Regions from separate parts of the Homo sapiens genome. Here all the other regions are linked to region 3. The links are chromatin loops, found by intact Hi-C in ENCODE. Cell type or tissue: A673. All regions are shown on one strand. Each heading gives the region's core, and the rest is flanking DNA. Links, peaks and the distances in the headings are about the cores only.

Evidence for each region. Peaks named below come from ENCODE experiments on the same cell type or tissue, not always from the same donor. Only the 100,000 strongest peaks of a DNase experiment are listed, where the experiment ranks them.
Region 1: it touches region 3 in a loop (3-fold over the local background); 4 of 110 quality-filtered maps call a loop at or near these places.
Region 2: a loop joins it to region 3, with 2.7 times the contacts of the local background. A loop is called at or near these places in 3 of 110 quality-filtered maps.

The regions. Positions count from the first base shown.
Region 1 is chr18:68,846,519-68,853,746 of GRCh38, forward strand. All of the region lies in intron 4 of CCDC102B (coiled-coil domain containing 102B), which reads left to right. Among named protein-coding and RNA genes, the nearest start is that of CCDC102B, 52 kb to the left of the region's middle. In A673, for the core only: a CTCF peak has its summit at 954; a DNase peak (open chromatin) is centred at 963.
Region 2 is chr18:68,921,956-68,930,116 of GRCh38, forward strand. The region is part of intron 6 of CCDC102B (coiled-coil domain containing 102B); the gene reads left to right. Among named protein-coding and RNA genes, the nearest start is that of CCDC102B, 130 kb to the left of the region's middle. In A673, for the core only: a CTCF peak has its summit at 3,510; a DNase peak (open chromatin) is centred at 3,516.
Region 3 is chr18:69,482,191-69,490,351 of GRCh38, forward strand. The region is part of intron 1 of DOK6 (docking protein 6); the gene reads left to right. Among named protein-coding and RNA genes, the nearest start is that of DOK6, 85 kb to the left of the region's middle. In A673, for the core only: a CTCF peak has its summit at 2,786 (motif pointing left); a DNase peak (open chromatin) is centred at 2,751; H3K27ac peaks cover 1,024 bases.

The DNA of each region.
Region 1 (7,228 bases), core at 1-2,500, 640 kb before region 3:
AAGGGAGGTTAAAAATTGGAATTTCCTCTATAAGAGTAATACTTGAAATCACTTGTCAATAGTGGGCTTGGTCAAATTCAGACTCTATGACATCTTGTTTTTATTTACACATTTGTGTCAGTTTTATATTGGTCATTATTTATTTTCAAAAATCTTATTCTATATATTTAAGATATAAAAATGATGTTTTGATATCCATATTGATAGTTAAATGGTTAATGATGAGCTACATGACACAATTAATACCCATTCTAGGCACATTAGAGGGGATGGTTAAAGATATCCTCTGATAGCACACCATCTATCATAAATGACTTTATCTTATTCTTTCATGAAGCAGCCTGATAATATCAATTTATCTCAGGCATATTGAGGTTCTTTTCATATCGACATTGTAGTTATTTGGGATCAGCCACTTGCCAGGGTACTTTTCTTTTGCATTTTCATCAATAAAATGCCATCATGAACGTTTCCCATTTCGATGATTTATTACCATTTATTATTTGAGTAATATTTTACATGTTATGTGTATTAAAGCATGGTATTACATAAGTGTGTGGGAAAGAATAATGAGTAAAGAAAAGAAAAATAATGGGCAAAATAATGACTATTTTTACATGAGTTAACATTTAGTGGGTGTGTGTGCAATATAAGTATAAGGTATGCACATGTATACGTCTGTGCACAAACATATACATGGATATACGGATCCATAGTATTTCTATGCACAGGAACCTCTCTGGGTATGGCGTTCACAATACATTGATGTATAGTGGAAAAATAGTTCATGACACAAAAACACATTATGTTTAGAATGTGTGTTTATGTGCTCTATAATATAATGGGTTCGAATTTTGACTGAAAAAGCTAATATTTAAGATGCAATTAGTGTAAAATTTAAGTAAAAAAAAGAATGCATTTACTACCTCTTGCCACTAGTGTGCAGCACAGACTTGTTAATCTTCCTCTTAGTTTCATAAACCTTTATTTGAGTAACATTTATGTAGCAAATATACTGAAAAAGTCAAGTTTTTGAGTTGGTTTAAAAAGCAATATGTGTATCTGAAAAGGTTTAATGTTTTATATTCAAATATGACTTTTGGTAGCAAAGTAAGTGAGAGAAAAAATAAAAGTATGACATTATACAGTGTAAGGTGGATCTGATGACCATTCAGAAATATGTATTAATACATATATGATGCTTTTGGTAGATAAAATGCTGATAGGGTTTCAGAACAGGAGAAACCTCAAAATTGTGAAAAATTTGTCTTTTGAGTGCATATTTCAGTTAAATGAACCACAAAGTTGAATAATGAAGGCAGTGAATGTAAAATTTTGTAGACATTGAAAATTTATAAATATAAAGATGAAACATTGTTTGAATTATTTATATGGAAATTTTTTAAAAATATGTCTTTTCATTCCTAACATACATTTCTGATGTTCTTATGTTTTTTTGAATAAATGTGTTATATACATATGTTTAAATTATTTTTATAAAATAAGGTGAAATTTTTAAAAATGTTTAAAAACTAAACAAACAATACTACTTAGAATGAGTTTAATTATTTATATATTCTTTGTTTAATCATTTCTTATAATGGGTTATAACAGACAAGAATTTTAGGCTATATTTAGAAATAGTATTGTAGCACAAGTATAAGAGTAAAATATTCAAAGTCTCCGTACAGTTGATTGACAATCAGAAGGTGTGTCATGATTCATTCTTTAAAATTTCATGTAAATTATTCTTTCTTACTCCCTTTTTCCTCAACAATTCTGATAATGACCTTTGCATTTATCGTAGCTCATCATCTCTATGAATGTTTGAATACAAGTGTAATTTCTGTTGTAGATGCCTAAAATGTTAAAAGCAAATACATGCCTGTCTAAGAACTGCTGATGGAAAGATTAGCAATTGTTAAAGTTGGAAACAGATGTGCTTAATAGACCTAGAATTGTAAAAATGCATTTGAAAGTCTGGTGTGCTTTTAGAGGGAAATCATTCTTCAATTACTGACACATATAGAGAAGAGAAAAGATAAGAATTTAATTGTAAAATCTAAGTGTTTAAAATACAACCAAGACAATGCATAGTAGAGGTAATTATATCCAAAGTGCTGTTTCCATGCTGAATTTAATACTTACTCAGCTTTTCCTTTGCAAGTCTGTCTATATTGATTCAGAATTAAATTATGAATTCTGAGTGTGTGGAAAGGATCATTTATGAAATTTCATGGTCTAGAGGATCAAACATTCATGTAGGTAACATTGATTACTCATAATTCTGGCACCTCATTTTAACAGTCAGTGACTCTGATTCTTTCCATAATGGAAGAGATTCTTTGCCACATGTGAGAATACTTGCTAACATTTAAAAATTAGTCTCAAGGTAAAAAATTTTTAAAAAGTAACTTTTAATTTTCTTTGAACATTGTGAGCATTTGCTTGGAATGTTCTAATATATTTTCTTAATAAGTCATCTTTTTGTGATCATAACAATGTGCCTAGTAGCTTATAATTTATAATATTATTTCATAAATATTTATAAATACTTTCAGAGACACAGGCATTGTTGGGCCCCTTTATGGCTTACATTGAAGCCTTATTTTAAACACCTCAAAATACCTTTCTGATTTGGGAGAAAATAGAAAATTAGAATTACTAGTGGTATGTAGCTAAAATTCTGTACTCACACCTTATCTTTTTAAAACATATGGCATATAGGAGCTATTCTGCGTACATCAAGGCAAGGTCCTTGAAGATAGTTATTAGAAATAGGTGTATGGTGGAATATTAGCGCAGTTCTGAGCTTACTGCTAATTTTGAAACATTGCCTCTTATTGCTATTCCTGTGGCTTAAAAAATTATTCCATAGAAGTGACTATAAATATTAATGTATCTTATCGACTCTGCCTCCAAACTGGATCTCACATCATTCTTTCCATCCTTGCTACTTCCCCGGACAGGGCCACTATCATCTCCTTGCCTTTTCCTTCCAGGTCTATTTACCACCACTGTTGACCTATTAAATTCATTGTACACCACCAAGCAGCATGATATTTCTAAGACATTACATCGGATCGTATTAGCCCATTGTTTGAAACACTTCAGTGAATTATCTGTTACTCAGTGGATAGCTGCCTTCCAAGTAATTCAGCAGTCCAAGGAAGTCCACATTCACCTGCCTAAACCATCACAGGCTGATGGTTCAGTGGATGCCCACTGACAGCACGCTTTCCTACCCTAACTGCTGTAACAAGCAATACCCTAAATTCCAGTAAGTAATACCCAATAGGTGATTACTGTTGACTCACATATAGCCCTACCTGTGTTTGGAGGGCAGCCTTCTCCATCTATCCAGTGACTCTGCTGTCCTTCAGGTTCTCAGAGGTTCACTCAGCTGGACACTAGGCCATCTGATCAGAGATTAGAAAAAAGAGAGAAAGGAGGATTATGTAAGGATAATTTATATGGGCCAGGCTTGGGAGTAGCGTACATTATTTCCACTTATAATTCACAGATGAGTACTCATTTGTATAGCAATACATAATTGCAAGGCATGTTGAGCAATGCATTTAAGCTGTATAACCCAAAAGAAAAAGAAAATTGATTTGGCAAGCATCTAACTAGTTTCTGCAGCAAGAGTCAATATGTTACATCGTATAGCCATACTTACTAATATCATATCTTATTAATAAGTGCATTAATTAAGATATGCTTTCATTAGTGTTGATAAATATATTTTGAGGACTTTGGCTTATATTTAAGGGAAAGTGGGACTTCTAATCCAAATCTCTCATATTGAGAGTTTGGCTTACATCGGGAGAGCTGGGAAGTGGAAGGGTTTTTTTCTCCCCGCCATGGAACTCTTTCACTCTGTCCTATGTCCTTGAGAAAGACTGCAGAATGAGTGTTTCTCAAGATATATATTTCCCAAAGAAATTGGGAGAGAGGAAGGATTAGAGCTACCTGTGATGAGTTTCGTCTTTTAAACTCATCAACCTGCCAATTCCCTCTTCCTTCTAGGTGGTTGAAGGGAAAGATACTTGGAGTCTGAAGAGTGTTACGAGAGCAGCTGACCATCCACAGGGATGGATGTTTTGAGTGGAGAAGGTTTTCTCCTTGTACCATTCATCATGGCCTACATGGTTTCACTTCTGCCACACCTCTTTTGTCCTTTCTTTATCATTTCCCCCTGCCCACGCTTACCTCTAGCTACAGTGGCTTTCATTCATTTAATCAAAGGAACCAAACTTCTTCCTGCTCAATGGCTGGGTCCATGCTGTTTTCCTTGTTGAAAATATCATACACCTCAGACCTCTTTCCCCTCCTACACCAGCCACACCTTTCGATTAACCTCAGTTTATACATCACTTCATTAAAAAAATAGTCTCTGTCCAAAGTATGTTTCCTTTCCTAATTTTTTTCAAAGCAACACGTAATATTTTAAAAGACTTTATCAAACTGTGTGGTTATTTTTATATTTGTTTACTGTTGCCTTCCCCATTGAACTGTCAGCTTCATGAGGATATAGATCATGTCTGCTTATTCACCTCTCCGTACTCAATGATGAATAAATATGCTTAATATTTGTGATTAATATTAAATGAATGAAGCACTGTACTAACACTTCTCTTAATAGCTATAAATGCTTACCTTTCTAAACAGAGGCTATGGTATAGTGTAAGGTGAGTAGTTGACTTCCTGGACTTGTCTTTTATTAGTAAATGAGTCTACTGCCCTCCATCCCTAAGGATTTTAGATTTTCCAGGGTACTGGGATGAAGTCTTATCCATTATGAAAATCTGTTCAGCTTGTTCTTTGCATGACATAAATTAGCTTATCAGGCCAAAGAGTGAGGCAGATAAAACACCATAGTAGAATTCTGCAAATGAATATAAAAATGAAGCATGTGGGATACCACTTTGCTGATATAAGTACCTTCAAGACCTTTTAAACAAACATAATTAAGAATAATATAAGCACTGAATTACATAAGTTGGAATTAATTAAACTACTAGAGGATAATTTATAGGCATTGTCAAGGTACCTCTCAGAACACTGAGATGACTTACTTTAAGACTATTATAAGAATTATGAAATAAATGTAGGCTTTTCAGAATCTACTTGTAGTAACATGAAGAAAAAGAGAGGTTAAGTTAAGCAACATCATTTTAAAATTTAAAACACAATCAAAAGAAAACAGCTCATATTTAATTAGTCTAGACAGTTAATAGTTTGAGGATAATGATAAAAGTAGACTAAAAATATATAAGGAGTGAAGTCTCTAAGTGAGTTACACAGGTAATTACCTCACACAATGGCAATGTTTTACACCGTGGGGAGCATTCATTCTATGAAATATCTTTATTTTATATTTCAGATGATGGGATAGTTTCCAGAGACTAATGTTCATAAATCCAAAGCTTCTGTTTTATTTTTTCTTATCAGAAGTCTTTACAGGGACATTCAATTAAGACAATTCCTTAAAGACCCTCCTCTTATTAAACAGCATTAGTCATTTTACCTAGAAGACCATTCTTCGTGTTGAAAAGGAGATTGGACCAGGTCGCCTGCCTTCTTTTCTTCTCCCGGAAGGTGTGGCCACTTCCCTCTCCCCCACTATGTACAGACATCAAAGGTATTGATTGTATGCACCAATCTTACTGAAAGAGCCACAACTTGACCTAAGTGTTCTTGCTGCAATGCCAGTTTCTTCCCACTCATTTTTTTTCTTCTTTTACTAGGTTTATTATTAGCAGTGAAACAGCTATGTGTGCTTCTAGTTTGTAATTTCAAATTTGAAATGAAACAGTCATCCCTTGGTATCTGTGGGGGATTGTTTCCAGGATCTTCTGCAGATACCAAAATCCACAGATGTTCAAGTCCCTTACATAAAATGGCATAGTGTTTTCATATAGCCTATGCACAGCCTCTCATATACTTACATCACATCTACATTACTTATAATTCCTAATACACCATTTCTAGATTACTTATAATTCCTACACACCATTTCATTCATGTGGAGTCAACATAGCACTTTGGCACCTGGCAAATTCAAATTTTGCTTTTCAGAACTCATAGAATTTTTTTTTCTGAATATTTCTGATATTAGATTGATTGAATCCATGGATGCAAAACTCATGGATATGGAAGTATACACTTTATTTAACTTACTGTTTATATTGATTATTGACTTAAAATATTTTTATATGTATTGTAGAAAAGATATTGTGCTTATAACAATACTTGATATTTGGTTGATTTATTTTTAATTTTGTTTTTGAACGAAACGATTTTTGATTATACAAAGGAGAAGATGTGCAATTCCTCTTCTGTAGAGGTAGGTTCACAGTGAAGCTAAAAAAGTTTGAGTTTCAGGGCCCCTTTCTTACCCAGGCCTCTAACAGGACTATGACAGAAGTCCTAGCAGGATGTAAATATGATCACATGTGTTTTTGTGCAATTTTCGTAAGATAATTGAAACACACTTGTTAATATCTCTGTCTGTTTCCACTCTGACTTTTCACCCAATATTCTTACTTCCTTCTCTGATTGACATGAAGGAAATATTTGTGATCTTGCCAAGTTGAAGTTGAGCTGAGACTACATACAGTTTGTAGATAGTGAAATATATTTTATATTTGTTTCTTATGTATTTGTAGTCAATATGAAAGTTCTCCCATTTCTGAAATGTACTTGATAATGCACCATACATTTAAATGAAAATTACATAAAATATACTTTTTTAAGAATACCTACATTTGTGGGATAGAAACTTCAAAGAGTGAATATTCCAAATAAGAAATAGACCTTTGTGTTAAATTGTGAGCTTACTCAATTTCATTGTCAAAAAATGATCAACTTTTGGAAAAAGTCTGGAAAAAAGACTAAATGCTATCTATGAAAAATGATATTACTATATCGCTCTCATACTAAAAGTTGATTAGAGTATATAAAGCCAAAAAGCTAGGAAAAAGTATTAGTTATTTTTAAATTATTACTAGAACTTTTATTATGTTTTCTAGATTTTTATTATGTTTTCTGTGATTTTTTAATGGTATTTGTGAGCTTTCCAAAATTTGCGAATTGTTTTCTCATTTCAAATATTTACTTTTATTCCGAATTTTTCTTTATCCCCAAATTGTAAAAAAAAAAAAAAAAAAAAAAAAAAAAAATCTGACTCAATGAAACCTTTATATATGGTCCTCTGCATTCCTTT
Region 2 (8,161 bases), core at 2,078-4,577, 560 kb before region 3:
GATGCTCTGATAGGGACTGGGTCCGATTTCATTCAGTTTGTCTCATACAACACTTGATTAGTGCTATTATCAACAGAATTCTGATCAGCAGTATGAGGCCAATCAGCAATATTGATCTCAGCCATGCACACCAGAATCCTGCACTCAGCCTATTGAATAAGCCCCCAGAAGAAGTAGTGTGTCTTATTTCAGATAATCATTCATTTTCACTTCTCATCTTATGGCTCATATGCACTGCTCCACCTGAACAGTGTTAATTAAGACAGCAGAAATTGTTGATGACTACATATCTTTCTCCTTGTTGAGCCAAGATGTAGATTATGGGTTGTTAATTGCAACTCATACAAGAATTGCTGATATACGGCTTATGCTGTCTCAGAGGGGACACAGGTTACCCTAGTTTGGAAATTGTTGAACTTGTTTTGGATCAGTATTATGTTGATTTGTTTAGGCCTCAAGAACAGAATCACCACATATTTGCAGATTCAATAGCCATGCATACATAACTGAAGGCCAGTTGGGAGTCAGAAGCAGCACTTGAATTTTTATCAGTTCAAATGAAACAAGGTTGTCCAGTCTGTGCGTTTGTGCATGCACAAGACAAGTCTGCATTCATGAGCTGTGGTTGATGATAAAAGGCCCAGCAGGTCCAGCCATGCCTGCTGCTTGACTCAGGTGGATCTCTCTCCCCATGCCTTCTGAAGCCTCAGGTGTTCCCTCTTTAGTTGTTGCGGTTTCTTCTCTCCCAGGTTGCTACTCTGTTTTTATAAACCCATTCCTCACCTGTACCCAGAGATTTTGTCCAGGTGAGTCCGGTTTCATGGAGCAGGGACACAAATAAGGTTCCCATTGGGGGAAAGGATATTTATTGAGCACCTATTATAAGCCAGCTGCTCATACTTGCTATGTGGGTTTACCTTAACTATAATCTTGGGTATAAATTTTATTATTGATATTTTACAAACATGGAAGTTGCCAGAAAGGCTTAGTGACTTGCTCAAGTCTGACATTACTTAGCCTTCTGATCTCTGTTGCCTTTTTAGATGGCTTGCAATAAAAAAAATTCAATATATTACATTGAATGGGTCAATGTGATTCAAAAGCCCCTGTTTCCTCCTTTATATTATACTGCCTTCTACTCCAAAAAAGGACATGGAGAATCTCTGTTAAATGAAAACATATAAATATAAACATACAGAAACATACACATACAGTTTTTTTTTTACCATTCTGTCCTGTTTTAATAAAAACAGGGAATCATTTAGCAATTTATGTAACTCCCAAGAAAATTTTTCCAGGCACAAATATAGGTACTTAGTGTGTATACAAAAAATGTATATGAAATGTACATTTATTGTACACTACAGAAATCAGGCTATACAAAAATGTATATATGTATTTTTATATATTTGTAATAAAATACCTATGCAAACTATACAGTGTGTATGACACCAACATAATTATTTTACTGAAATCAATTTAATAAATAATATTATTATTTAATACTAAAATAACTGCCACGAATTGAGCACATAGTATGTGCAATGCCTTGTGCTATGTATGGTGTGAATATGACATCATAAAAAGTTAGCTGATAGGTATTTTATCACCCCCATTTTGTAGATGAGACACCTGAAATCCTATGAGAATATGTAACAAGAAGCAAGTATTCAAACACAGGTTCACACTAAAGAGTGAAGAAAAGCATTGTTTGAATATTGCCTTCCTGTGAGCCAGAAATTAAAGAGAGTTAGTGGCGACCTTGGTAACAGAATTGCATTAAGCTTGTTGTCTTTATATCACCTAGAAAACAACATCACACATGAGTAGTCACCAACACAGATCACATTCCATCTGAGACATGGTTAGCCTGCATTTGCAGCTAAGAGGTTCATAATAATGAATATATGGATCCTATGGGAAATGGTTTTAAATTACCAACTATGCAAGGGATCTGTGGCCATCATCAGCAAAACTTGCTGCTTGTCCCACAGCTATTATACTTTCCTGAAATGCCTGTTTCATTCTATGTTTATGGCTGTAAGTAGCATCATTAGCAACCAAGGAACTCTCGTAGGATTAAAGTTTCTGAACTGCCTATGTTACTACAATATGTCTTAAAACTTCTGATGCTGTGGTACAGTCTCTGCGTCTCAGCCCCCTTTTCCCTTCTTCCCCCCCAAAACTTATCAGATCTCTATTTTTAGGTACCCATTGGTTACATTTTCCTTATACACCTAATATGGTTAGGCTTTGTGTCCCCACCCACATCTCATCTTAAATTGTAATCCCCATAATCCCATGTGTCAAGGGAGAAACCAGGTGGAGGTAATTGAATCATGAGGGCAGTTTCCCCCATGCTGCTCTTGTGATAGTGGGTGAGTTCTCACGAGATCTGATGGTTTAATAAGGGGCTTTTCCCCCTACCTCCACCATACTTCTTCCTGCCACCTTGTGAAGACGGTGTCTTGCTTCCTCTCTGCCTTCTGCCATAATTGTAAGTTTCCTGAGGTCTCCCCAGCTATGCTGAACTGTGAGTCAATTAAACCTCTTTCCTTTATAAATTACCCAGTCTCAGGCAGTTCTTTATAACAGTATGAAAATGGACTAATAAACACCCATTTACACCCAGATTTGGTTGGATGTATCAACAAAAGTGCAACATTGAAATCCTCTGGATGCTCAGCTTTTCAGAAGAATTTCTATGTGAGGGGAGATAGGTAGTTCAGGGGACTTATCAATAGGCCTGAACAATTGTTCCCTGACATGGACTCCCACCGTCTGCACACAAGCCCATGCTGGTCCTCACTTCAAGGTTCTTGTTAAGCACTGAAGAAATAAATTATCCTCTTGATCCCTTTGAGATTAGCTGAGTTGTACAAACACTTATGCCAAATGCTTCTCAAATTTTAGTGGGTTACCAGAGTCCCAGGGGGCTAGTTAAAATACTGTTTACCAGTGCCCACCCCCAGATTTGCTGATTGGGCAAGTCTGTGACAGGCCTAAGTATCTGCATCTCTCACAAGTTCCCAGCTGACACTAATGCTGCTGGCCAACAAACCACACCTTAGGGGCTACTGCTATGCACTAAGGCACTCAGAAAGGATGCATGGAAGAACCAATGTTCTCAAAAACGACAGCCCTCCAATTATGCTATGGAAAAGCATTCTACCAGGTCTTCCTATCCTACCACCATCTACAACTTCTCTGACAAAATGTATTACAAAATATATAGAAATATGTATAAAACTATTCTTCGTTAGTTCTCAAACCTAGCTTCATATTAGTATCAGTTGGAGAGATGATTCAGAAATACTCAGTCAGATACCACTCCCCAGAGTCTGATAAATCAATCTGGCTTGCTGTGATGGTATCAGCACCTTTTTTGGTGACTCCTGTTTCCAGGTGATTCAAATATACAGACGGGGCTAGAACCACAGCACACCCAAAAGGGGAGGCCTGAGTCTGTTCATTACTTTTCTCTCCTTGTCATGTCCTCCACTGAGGGGTAGGGGGTGACATCAGATTAGAAAAAGGAAGCACCAAGTCAGCAAATTAGTTTTGCCTTTCCTTTTCTCAGTTTCTATTTATGACATTTTGGCCACAAAGCCTGCTTTGTGGTAGCAACACCTCTTTATTCTTATTTTAGGAGTACCTACTATGGGTCAATGCTTTAAGCTATAACATAAGTTGTTTCATTTTGTACTTATAGGTGGTTACTAATTCAGATGAGCAGTATTAATTTTTTAAAAGTGGAAGATGTTATTTTCAGCCAGTAGATGTTTGGGAAGATATCAGCTGTTTTATAAGGGTACATGCCAATGATGATTCTGCCTGATGAATCATCAAAAAGCCCCCTGATGAACATTCAGTCATTAACACCAATACAATAGACAGTTCTAATAAGCAGTTATTTTGAGGAGTATATTATCAATATATATCTCTGAGACATTTTTTAAAGAAAACAATAAAACAACCTCTTACTTGACACTTTTGTTTTTTATAAACAAATCAAGACAAATATTCTGATCAATATTTATACATTTTGGAGTTTTCTCCACCAGGGATAATAAATTAGCAAAATATTAAAAATTGGAATTAGGATGAAAACAAAGGAAGCCAAGATGGATAGATAATGGCTTTTGCTAACATGCAGTAGGAAAGTTAATGGAATATTTCATGATTCTTTCTTAAATATTTGATGTAATAGTGTAACAATAAATATTTTTCAATATGCAAGAACAAGAAAAGTTTTGCAACTTGAAAGTATTTAGAAATATTTATACATTCTATCTGTAACTAAGATTTAATCAAATATAGTTTAATCAAATATAATCTCAATATTTATAATTTTTTAATGACTACTTCTGCCTTTAAAAAAGCTAAATTGTCTATTATGTTTTTGCAGAAGCATTGATGAATCAGTTTATGAAATAAAATACCTATAATGATTTTTAAAAATCCATTAGAGTTGAAATTTTCTATTATCTTTTTTCATTGACTTAGTATGTACTCTTATAATTTTATAAAAAGGTATTTTATAGGAGGCAGAAGCTAAATGGAATATAATTCTCTTTTAGAAACACCTGCAATAGACATAATTGTTCAATTGACTTGAAGTTAAGGGATGTCTGATTGTTATTTCACGTATATTAAAAGTCATGAATGACAGTGACATTAAGCTATCTCCAAAGTCACTATTGCCATTATATCCACAAATGATTTTTATTATTAAAGTTCATTATGTAATGAATATCTTTGTGTCACTGCCCTTTTTGTAACGTATATTTGTGAAGTTAGAATTCACTTTTGAAATGGTTTTCCTTCCAGGGTGTGTTCACATTTGATTTATGTTCATCATCATTCTTTATGGAATATATTGATTTAATGAAGCACCATATAGATGATTTGTTTCTAAATAAAGATTTACAAATGTTTACCCTAAGCACTAAATGGGAAAATCAGGTATACGTTAATTAGGATAGATAAAAATGTTAGCTGATTAGATTTTTACAAGTCAGATAATATTCTTTAGTCAATATCTTATACAAAGCCTATACGATAAATGAGCCAAAAGTTAGTTTGTTTGAAACTTTGATTGTGAATTCTACCTGGAAATATTTGAGTCTGTGGTAAATGGAGTAAGCATGTGTAACGGAAAGTAGTTATGGTGCAGGAGAAAGACTGTGAGCTTCAGAGTCAGATGTAGATGTAGATGGGCTCCATAATCTGGAAATAATTTTTAACCTCATTAAGTTCCAGAATTTTTTAAATTAAATGTCCTCATAAGAATATTGTAAAAATTGAATAAGATCATGCATATAACACATTCATAATGCTCGACATATGAAAGTCATCTTCAATTAAGCATTTATCCATTTATTCAACAAATATCTTGTGAGCAGCTACAATGCAAGGGCAATCTGGTAGATAGAGGATACCATTTTAATCAGATAAATTTAGTTTCTGTCCCGTAGAGTGTAGACCTAACAGTCAATAGTTTTTACCTCCCCTGTTTTCTGTCTTCATACGCTGTTCTGTTTTATTCATTATATGACATTATATTGGGTAGAAATTTCCCTACCTGGGAAGACGCCAAATAATTCCTAGAAATGACATTGATTGATTTAAATTTCAACAATTATGCATGATATAATATTGATAGTTAATAGCCCATAAGTTAACTAGGCTTTTTTGAAAATCAAATAGTAGCTAATACTTTCCCCACTTCTGGGGATATAATACTAACCAAGACAGAAATTACCCAATGCACTGTGAAGTTCATTGGAGAAGAGGGGTCTTACATATTGCAGATAGTTGAGTGACCAGTATCTAGGGAGAGAAAGGAGGGAGAGCTGCTTGTGTAACTAGGTATAAGTGGTGCTTTTTACAGAGGTAAATGAGATTGGTACACTGAAAGAGCAATGGATTTTTTACAGGGAGTGTTTGTTTTGGTGGAAACATCTATTCAGTCATCTTCAGATGGGTCTGATTTGAAGCACACAAAACGTTTAACTTACAGACACTGGGCAGTTAGATGATAGTCAAGCACTTGAAGTTGGGATTTGGTATGAATTTGGACTCCATCTGTTAGAGGTGTGAACTTGAGCTCCTCTCTTTTCTAAGCCTCATTTTCCTCATTTGTAAAGTGGTGATTATACTGTATTCAAAGGATTAATAGATAAATTAGTGAAAGCTCTTAATCTCAATATTGGCTCACACTAAGAACTCAACACATTTCAGTTATTAAGTTACGGTTTCGAGTACTATACGGATCAGGACATTGGAGACATCGCCTGGATTATCAGCATGGATTTCAGAATCCTAGACCCACAGGTGGCAAACAATCTTATGGGAAGGCAAAAGGCTATTGACAGTGAAGGAAGAACAAATACGAGACTCATCCTTATCCCTAGAAATTACAGTTGATAATTAGAGAGGCAGAGCTGGCAAACGAAGCTGAGGAGGATCATCAAAAGGAAAAGGAGAAAAGCAGAAGAATGGGATAAGGCTTGAAAAACACTGAGTGCAGGAGGAGGACGTGGCTACCTCTGTCAAGCCATGCCAGATGATAAAATGAAGAATAAAAGGCATGCTTTGGATTTATGATACAGGAGTTGATGGTGAGCTTGGTGAGAGCTTGTCAGAGGGGAGGAAATAGGGCGAAGAACCCATACTGGAGTGGAAAGGGAAGAAATGGAAGAAACTATTACAAACTACTCTTTTAAGATATTTGAATGTGATCTTTTCAAAAAACTAGAAATTTAATAATCGTTACGTTAGGTAGTAGGGTAAATTTTTTAATTAACTTGAGCCTTTTTAATGCTTTTAAGTAGAGGAAAACTGCTGCTTTTCTTGGCAGCTGGATTTTAAAGAGGGGGGACAATGGATTATTGTAGGGCAAGAAAGTAGTTGAAATGAGGAGTCGTGGTATCTAACCTCAATGCTAGAAGAAGCAATGGAGAAATTAGGGTGGAAAGCTGGAGAGCATGACAAAGCGGCAGAAAAGGTGTGCCTTTCTGAAGTGGTGATGAGAGGCAATGCAGTCAGTCAGCTGGAGACCAGGAATACGTGCTCAATGAGCTATTGAGGATTTTCATCAAACACATTTCAACTCGTCATAGCTAAAAGTCAGCAGCCATAAGTTATATATTTTTCCCACCTGTAAAGGACACTGAATGGATGTTGAAAGCTCAAGATCCATTTCATTAGATTGGATCAGAAGTCTTAATAATTTGAACAGAAAATGTAGCCTAACAGAGGCCTTTTGTCTCTCCCAAATTCCACACAGCAGGGGTGTTGAAGTCAGTAAAGCCTTAATTTCACCCTTCAGTGTCTCACAAGACTAAGAACCTCAATTTTGATGAAAGGGATGGAGAGATTTTATAAAGTTTTCTACCTGAAATGGAACAATTTTTATCCTTCTGAGTTTTCCACTTTACAAAAGCATTGGTTTTACAACAGGCTGTCTTTGCATTCGTTTTACTGAGGAAAGACAATGGCTTTTATGGCAGCCCCTGCTGCTGGGTTCTCGAAGCTTCAGTTTTCCCCTTAGCAAGGCAAAAACAGGAGGCCTGAGCCTGGTAACCTTAAAAATAGTATAAAATCTAAATTGGAATTTCAGTTTTCTCATTGCTTAAAAATTCCTGGTAGTTAGTGTGTCCAGTCATTTCAGTGACTTAATTTCATTCTAAATTTTCAAACATTAACCATCTCCAGAGCTTCTAAGCATTTCTTGGATAATGAGTTTTTGGTAATTTGGTAACATTTTCTTGGGTCTTACCTTTGATATACCAGGAAGAAGAGGAATATATGGAGCATAGTTTGGCTATAAGAAGTAAACAAATTACATACTTTAAGTATATGTATATAATACACACACACACACATATATATATGCCTGTATGCATTTTGTAATGTATTTAAAATCACCAACTCTATCCTATGTTTAATGTTTATGATGAAATATATTAATGTAAGGAGAAAATATTAAGTTACCACACAATCCTAAAAATAAAAAGAGTAATTGCCTTGTCATCTACACTAGCTCAGATTTTTGTTTGTGTGTTTTTTATTTCATTTTCCTCTAACATCAGAATTTCCTAGGACTAAGTTTGATAATTATACGCACCTTGCTGGGAAGATCTACAAGGAAACAAAG
Region 3 (8,161 bases), core at 1,833-4,332:
GTAGTTTCTTTTCCTGTGCAGAAGCTCTTTAGTTTAATTAGATCCCATTTGTCAATTTTGGCTTTTGTTGCCATTGCTTTTGGTGTTTTAGACATGAAGTCCTTGCCCATGCCTATGTCCTGAATGGTATTGCACGTGCACTGATGGGGATTTTAAACTGGGCTTGGCACGAGTCTTCCAAATGGAAAATTATCAGAAAACTAGAGAGGGGTTCATCCAAGTGTTATAAATAGAACGGGACTGACAATTTTCTTACAGCATATTTTGGGGAAAGAATTGAAGAAAAATTAACTTCATGTATGTTTGTATCCCATGGAATTTAGAACATTAAGTGTCCTCATGACATTATATGCTGGAAAAACAATTCTGTTCTAGGCTGAAGCTGCCCATTACCAAAGTGAGATTATATAGTAAAATTGGAAATGACAAAACAAATTAATATTTCATGCAGCATAAATATGATCCATTTTAGAGGTTTTAGTTTGTGTATCTTATGTATATCTCTGCTATGCATCCTTATGTATATCTCTGCTAGCTAGGAGCTTCTGTTATAAAAATTATTCTATAAAATAAGAAACTATATGAAAAAGGATGAAATAAAAAAAGTGATATAAGAAATATGAGTTCTGTAATTTAAAAGAACCTCTGCAGTAATTTACTAAATGCTGTTCTTTTAAAAATTATTTATTATTCTTTTTATTTTTTTAACTTTTAAGTTCAAGGGTACAAATGCAGGTTTGCTACACAGGTAAACTTGTGTCATGGGGGTTTGCGGTACACAGATTATTTCATAACCCAGGTATTAAGCCTAGTAGCCATTAGGTATATTTTCTGATACTCTCCCTCCTCCTGCCCTCCACCCTCCGACAGGCCCCAGTGTGTATTGTACTCTATGTGTTCATGTTTTCTCATCATTTAGCTCCCACTTATAAGTGAGAAAATTTACTGTTTTGTTTCCTGTTCCTGTGTTAGTTTGCCAAGGGTAATGGCCTCCAGATCCACCCATATCCCTGCATGAACCTATATCTAGAAAACCCCCATAGTCTCAGCCCAAAAGCTTCTTAAGCTAATAAACTTCAGCAAAGTCTCAGGATACAAAAAATCAATGTGCACAAATTACTAGTATTCCTATACACCAACAACAGTCAAGCTGAGAGCCAAATCAGGAATGAACTCTCATTCACAATTGCCATAAAAGGAGTAATTGCTGTTCTTTAATGATACAGTGATGTTATTAGATGAAAGAGTTTTGAGGCCCCATCTATCTTAGAAGACTCATTCTCTTGACTCTCTTGAAAGCTGTTTCAGCCTCTTTGGAAGGAATGAGCATCTATCTTTCCATAGCATTGGGACAGACTACGAAGTACTCAGTTGTCTGCTGATTTCCTCTCTAGTCTTTGCTTTTCTTGGCTGCTGCTTTCTTCTGATCCCTTGTAACACTAGAGTCCTTGTAACTCCATTCTGCTCAGTGAACTGCAGGTGCCATTCAAAACTCAAGAAAGTGTTCCCTCCAGATTGTGATAGTAAGTTTGCAGGATAGACTTGCTTAATTACAACAGTGCCTTAGCAGGCATGCAGGCTTTCCTCATGCTTGCCTAAACGAAATTTAGAAACGGAAAGGGTTAGAGATGCATTAGTCTTTGCGGTTTTCTCATACTGGTTGTGGCATCTCCGCTGTTAATTGCTTTCCTTTAGTGATTAATATAATTTTTCCATCCATTAATCTATATGCCAAACTGGGTTTGTTCGTTTGAATAACTTAAATATCTACATATTTTTATTTTTTAAATTAGCAAAGATGTTTAACAGTTTAACAATGAATCCTAATGTTTTATTTATCTGTTGTGTCAGAAAGCAAGAAGTTGAGGGATCCTGCTCTTAGTGGATATCATTGTGACCCTAATATATATTGAATTATTGTTCACTTAATTTATAAATCCTAAGTCCTGAGCCTTTCCATAAAAAAAATAATTAAATGTTCAATAGGTCTCTAAAATCCGAGACTGGCTGAAATGTTATTCTTATAAAGCATTTTGATTAACTGGTTTCTATGTAATACGTATATGTCTTTAAAAGACTCAATGCTTTCTTTGCTTTAAGTAACTAAGATACTTATTTTATAGAAGGAATCCAAATAAATGTTTCAGCTTCGTATGCCTGCATAGAGATACTCAGTTGATTTATTTTTGCTGATGGGAACAAAGCCTAAATTTAGAAGCTATCTTTCTTTTATATCACTGTCCTAAAATACTTTCAGACGTTTTCGAGTTTTGTATTTTGTATTTGTTCAATGAATCAAATAACTAATATGGCAAAATCTAGAAGGGTTTTAAGCTTTGTCATCAAGTAATACTGAACCATTGCTCCTAGAGGAAATACAGGGTTGGGTTCTCAGAGCCTCAGGTCACAACATTTTTACCCATGGATCAATACAGAAACTTGTTTTGAGTGTGTTTCTATTGAAAAACATCTTATGTAATACATATTCTTGATTCATTAACATTGAACTCACGGCCAGCAGCACTGTAACTCATGCCTGAGCTAAGCTTATCTCATCATATTTTCTCCTTAAGGTGCACCACAGCCTTCTCCTGCTTAGGAGTCCTGGACAGCACTTCAGCACTGTGCTTAGAAGTTATTTAAATGGTGACATCGCCAACAAAAAGTGCAAAAATGTGGAAATCATGACTAATAAATAGAACTCTGGAAAAGACACTTGTTTATAGTTAAGAGAGCTGGAACAGGAAGGAAGAGCGTCACCTGCTGGGCTTCAGCTGGGAAACTTGTGTGTTGGGTGACTCAGATTTCTCCCTTTCTCTTTCTGAGAAAGTGCAGTGAATATTGATTGGGGGGTTACAAATGCATTGTAACGAGTAGGAGAATTTGCAAATACAGAGTCCACTAATAGTGAGGGTCACTTGTCTCTTCACAGTAGATCGTTTGCACATCCCTTTGGGATTTGGTTTGGGATTTGTGGAATCAACTGTTCAACAGATGATGCAACAGCAATGCTCCTGGATTCCCAGTGGTTCCATGGTGAGCAAGGGCAGCAAGTGAGAGGGCATGCTGAAAGCCTTGCTAGAAATTTGTCGTGATTTTAGATGTGTTGGATCTATTAGTGCTTTCTATATCATATATATGTATTTTTCTTAGAAATATATTTTAATGTGCTTTATGAAGTCTCTTAACAGATAGGAGATTAAAAAAGAAGAAAAGGTCCTTTACCCCAGACCATCAAAGGCATTGCCTCATTCAGTTGGCCATTTCACTCTGTCCCGTGGATGCAGAATAAAGGCAAGAGGGCATAGGATATCCTGCAGTTGAATCCCCTAATTGTTCACTGATCCCAAGTCTGTGCTTGAGAAGTGAAGGCTTAATCCTTTTTTGTGCCATTTTGTTCTAAGATCCTTCAGAGGAGTGAAGGGTAAACATTCAAACATTCAACTCGGTTTGAGAAGAGATGATGTGTTTATGTCTAAGGGATTCTAGAATGCAATACAAATTGGTAGGAAATTTTGAGAGAATGTTTTCTAGGAAGAATTTTAACACAGACATATCCTGTCCATTCTAGTAAGAAGAAAATTTAGTCAAATCATTCTGAATAGAATTTTCTGTCTCATTGCAGACTTCAGACATTTAAGGCTCATATATGTATGTGTGTATATATCCATATATATAGTATACGTATATATGTGTGTGTGTGTGTGTGTGTGTGTATATGTATATCTCCCAGTATCCCCTAAAACTAAGCTTTTTTATTAATATATGTTTCATTTATTGAAATATACCTGATCTTCCTATAAGTATTATTTACTCATTCTCTTTTGGTCTATAAATGCCACTTCTTGGATGAATAACACATATGAAGCAGGGAAAATAGGATATTTCATAGGTAAAAAGGTTTCAGTTCCTTTTTTAATATATAATGTAACATTATTATACTCATTATTATTATAAGTAATAATGTCTACATTCTTCTTTTGCAGAGTATAGACATTTCTTGTTCCTTTATTGATATCTTTAAACATTAGCTTTACTAAGAACATATTTATAATTAAGAGTAAATTAACACATATAAACTGATCAAGCTGTTGAAAAAATTATACATGTTTAGTTTTTGTTTAATCTGAAGGTACTTTAGAAAACGTTAGGAGAAACAGTTTTAAAATTCATGAAAAGTCTTAGTAAGAATGATAATGGGACAATTAAGACAGTAGTGTGGGTTTTTGTTTTCTATTTTTTAGTTTTTCCTATTTCTCCTGTGTGAGGTGATGTTCACAGAAGTTCACTATTTCAACCTAGACAATAAATCTGCCATCCAGAATGGAGATCTAAAATGTATTCTGGAAACTTACATTGTGTACTTTCTCAAACTTGAAATTTAGTGCTTTTGATCAAATTGTAATGCCAGTGGCTGAACCCACATTTTGTTGAAGGTTTTATTTTATTCAAATCTATCAAGTGAAACTTTACACAGAGAAGTCTGGAAATACTAATTTTTCACTCAACAAATGTGGTGGTTATGTCTCTCTGGGCTAGTTTTTTATTCAATGAAGGAATTTTTATTGGTAAATCTTAAACCTACCACAGCATACTTTTCTTTTTAACTAACAATGTTAAGGAAATTTACTTTAAAAATAGCATTGGTTTCATTTTAAAGTTTACATTTCTATGAGTGTTTGCTATGGAAATACCATCTGCGGTTTATATACACCTATTTTCCTGTTTGACATTTTATATTTTTCTTCATCCTTATTTTTCACCCCCTTTCTTTCTTCTTTCTGTTGTATGTTAATGATGATCTACTTTCTGCTCCACTTTAGGGTTGTAAGTTTCCCAACCCTGCCTTTCCTGTCAGGGCCTGTTGGGATAGAAAGAGGGGAAAGGAGGAGAGTGAATGGAAGATGCACCTGTACGGTGTCAGTTGCTGTCTTTATCTCTGATTCAATAATTTCTGTCTACAATTAGCCTTGGCACTGATAGGATATGTGTGTGTGTGTGTGTGTGTGTGTGTGTGTGTGTGTGTGTGTGTCTGTCTGTGTGTGTGTGTGTGTTGGGGGGTATCAGCCCTCACTTTTCAATGTCCTGTTACAGTCTTTCAAATTACCTATTTTTCACCTTTTTCTATTTTATAAATCCAGTGGTCATAAATTAGGGATCAAAGACTGAAAAGGGGCATTTCTAGATTTGAGGAGGTCACTAAGATCACAGGCTTCATTGAGGACAACTGGGGCAAAATCTGCCCCCAGTGTGTGAGGAGCTGGAAGGAATCTGATCTCTGGTTTACTTTTTCCAGGTTTATACTTTGATGTGAGTGGATTATCCTTTTATTATTTTCATTAATATGAGATAACCAAAAGTTCCTTTTTTAAACTTTTAGTGCTGACTTTAGATGTTTACCCCTTTGCTGAGGAATGTTCCATCGATGTTTATAGAAGTTATGCAAGGCAATTTCTGGAGAGAGTCAGGAAAGAGGCCCTGAGAAGCAGGTAACAGGTTATTTCATCAGCTGGAAAGCTTTGGACTCTGGATCTCCAATTCTAGAGCGGGAGATCTTAGCCCCTCCACATTTTGAAGATCTCTGCCCTGCCTGACATCTTTCAGAGTTTCAGGGAGCATCTTGCTTTCGCTTTTGACCTCTGCTTCCCACTCATCTGGGTTACTCCCCAAATGCTTTCACAAAAACTCTTTCTGGTGTAGGCACAGTCTAGGTTCTCTGAGGGTCCCAAACAGCCTTGATGTTCCACTCACATCGAGCCCACATGTCTTAGTCTTCTCAGAACCATGGTAAAATGCCATGGACTGGGCAGCTTAAACAACAGAAATTTCTTTCTCACAGTAATGGGAGGTAGACTGTCCAAGATCAAGGTGCTGGCCAGGTAGGTTTCCTTCTCTAGCCTTGTCCCTTGGCTTGTACATGACCACAATCTCATAGTGTGTTTCTATGACCTCTTCTTGTGCTCAAGGGGAGAGAAAGGGGGTGGGCTGTCTTGTGTCTCTTCTTAGAAGGGCACTAATCCCATAATGAAGGCCCCAACCTCATGACCTCATCTAACCCTAATTGCTTCTTAAAGACCCAGTCTCCAGATACCATTACATTGGGAACTGAGGTTTCAACATATGAAACTGGTCGAGTGGGACACAAACGTTCAGTCTTAACACTGGGTCTCCCTCCCTCTGTTTGGGCTGCTACCCACCATCAATGCTTCCTGCTCCCCACTGGTGCCACCAGCTCATTAGGCCATAGTGCTGCTGCCTCAACGTTCTTGTCATGTGTTTTAGTCCGTTTTAGTACTGCTATGAAGAAATACCCAAGACTGGGTAATTTATAAAGAAAAAGAGGGCCAATGGACTCACAGTTCCACATGGCTGAGGAGGCCTCACAATCATGGGGGGAGGTGAAGGAGGAGCAAAGTCCTGTCTTACATGGCAGCAGGCAATAGAGCAGTGCAGGGGAACTGCCCTTTATAAAACCATCAGATCCTGTACGACTTATTCACTATCAGAAGAACAGCAAGGGAAAAACCTGCCTCCATGATTCAATTACCTCCTACCGGGTCCCTCCCACAACATGTGGGGATTGTGGAAACTACAATTCAAGATGAGATCTGGGTGGGGACACAGCCATACCATATCATCATGATTCACTTATGTTATTCTCTTTGTGTCACTTCCTTTTATGTGAATGTCACTGCTACCTGTACTACTACAGCCAGAACTCCTGTTTATTGATCTGTGACCATATTAACAGAGAAATAGGCTCAGGTTTCTGATTGGCTCAGCTCTTATTGATGGAGTCCATAGGGTTCACAGAGCTGTAGCTTAAGTTTTATACACATAGAACTTTTCTACTAAATGGAAGATAGGTGGGTGCATTGAGAGAGTTTCCATAAAGAACCACGGCTGAACTCAGAAACACAAGTTCACTAGTTAGATTGTTTCTAAAAGGATCACAGCATATTTGGTGATTTGGCCATAGGTTGATGCCCCACCCACCTTGTCCAGCTTAAATACTTGCATAGTTCTGAATCCCAACTTTTCAAAATCTCTTCCAGAAAACTTTTCAGACTCTGAAGAAATTGTCAGTACAAATACTAAAGGTTCATCAGCTCTTTTTGTACTTGCTCACATAGGGATAAACAGTCCACTTCCAAGTACTGAAGGTCCATCATCTTCCTACCAGTGATGGACCATGGGCCAGGGCAGGGAGGGTAAGCCCGTTTCCATAGTGCTGTGTACTTGCAGTGATTTCAAATTAATAGCTTGAAATCAGCCATAGTGGGGAAGTGTGTACACCATGGAAATTGACGGTACTACAAATCTAAGCTTTTTTGAGGGGAAGGGGTCCAAAATACCAGTATTGTCACCATGATCGATTATAGGTTACCTCAGAAATTTGCCTGGCTTCCCCATTCACATTGGCATTACTATTTTACTTCATTTAGAGTCCTGTTTCTTTTGTTAATTACAGAATAAAATTTACATTTGTAGGTTTTTCCTTATCCTTCTCTTTCTAATGCATATCGAAAGCCCTGTTCAGATTTTCATGAATTTTGTAATTTTGGCCATACACGATTTGGTATGTCTTAGGTTGATATTTTATTAGCTGACACAAGTTAATATTTCTTTAGAAGGTGATGGAAGAAAACAGCAGTATTTTTTCCAATATATTTCCTCTAAAATACATTAGGAAGAACAGTTTTGAAGTGGTGAATAGTTTTTGGAGACAAAAATTCTAAAAAAAAAAAAAAACCCTATCTTTACATAAATACAGTTTTAGACAAATTCTGCCGTATTCACTGCAACATTGTAGGCTGCCATGTCATAGTTTTACATATTCAGAAGACATGCCAATTGTTCATAAGCTGAGATTGCTTGAGAATCAGATTTTGCAAAAGAATTGTCCTGATATATTTTCTATTTTAAGAGTTTAAGAATGTCTGAAGAAAACAAAAAAAAAGCAAAACAAACTTCTTGCTGTAATGGGTGAATGCTCTGTTTGCATTGATTCTGACTTCTTCTCAGTGGTGAAACGCCAGACCTCACAAGGATATCATTAGACAGCAGTCACAGCTCATGCCACCATCAGGAGGAACTCTAGTCCACATTGTTTTAACTGGCAAACTCAATTCCTCACAAAGGCCAGAAGCAGTTTGGCTAA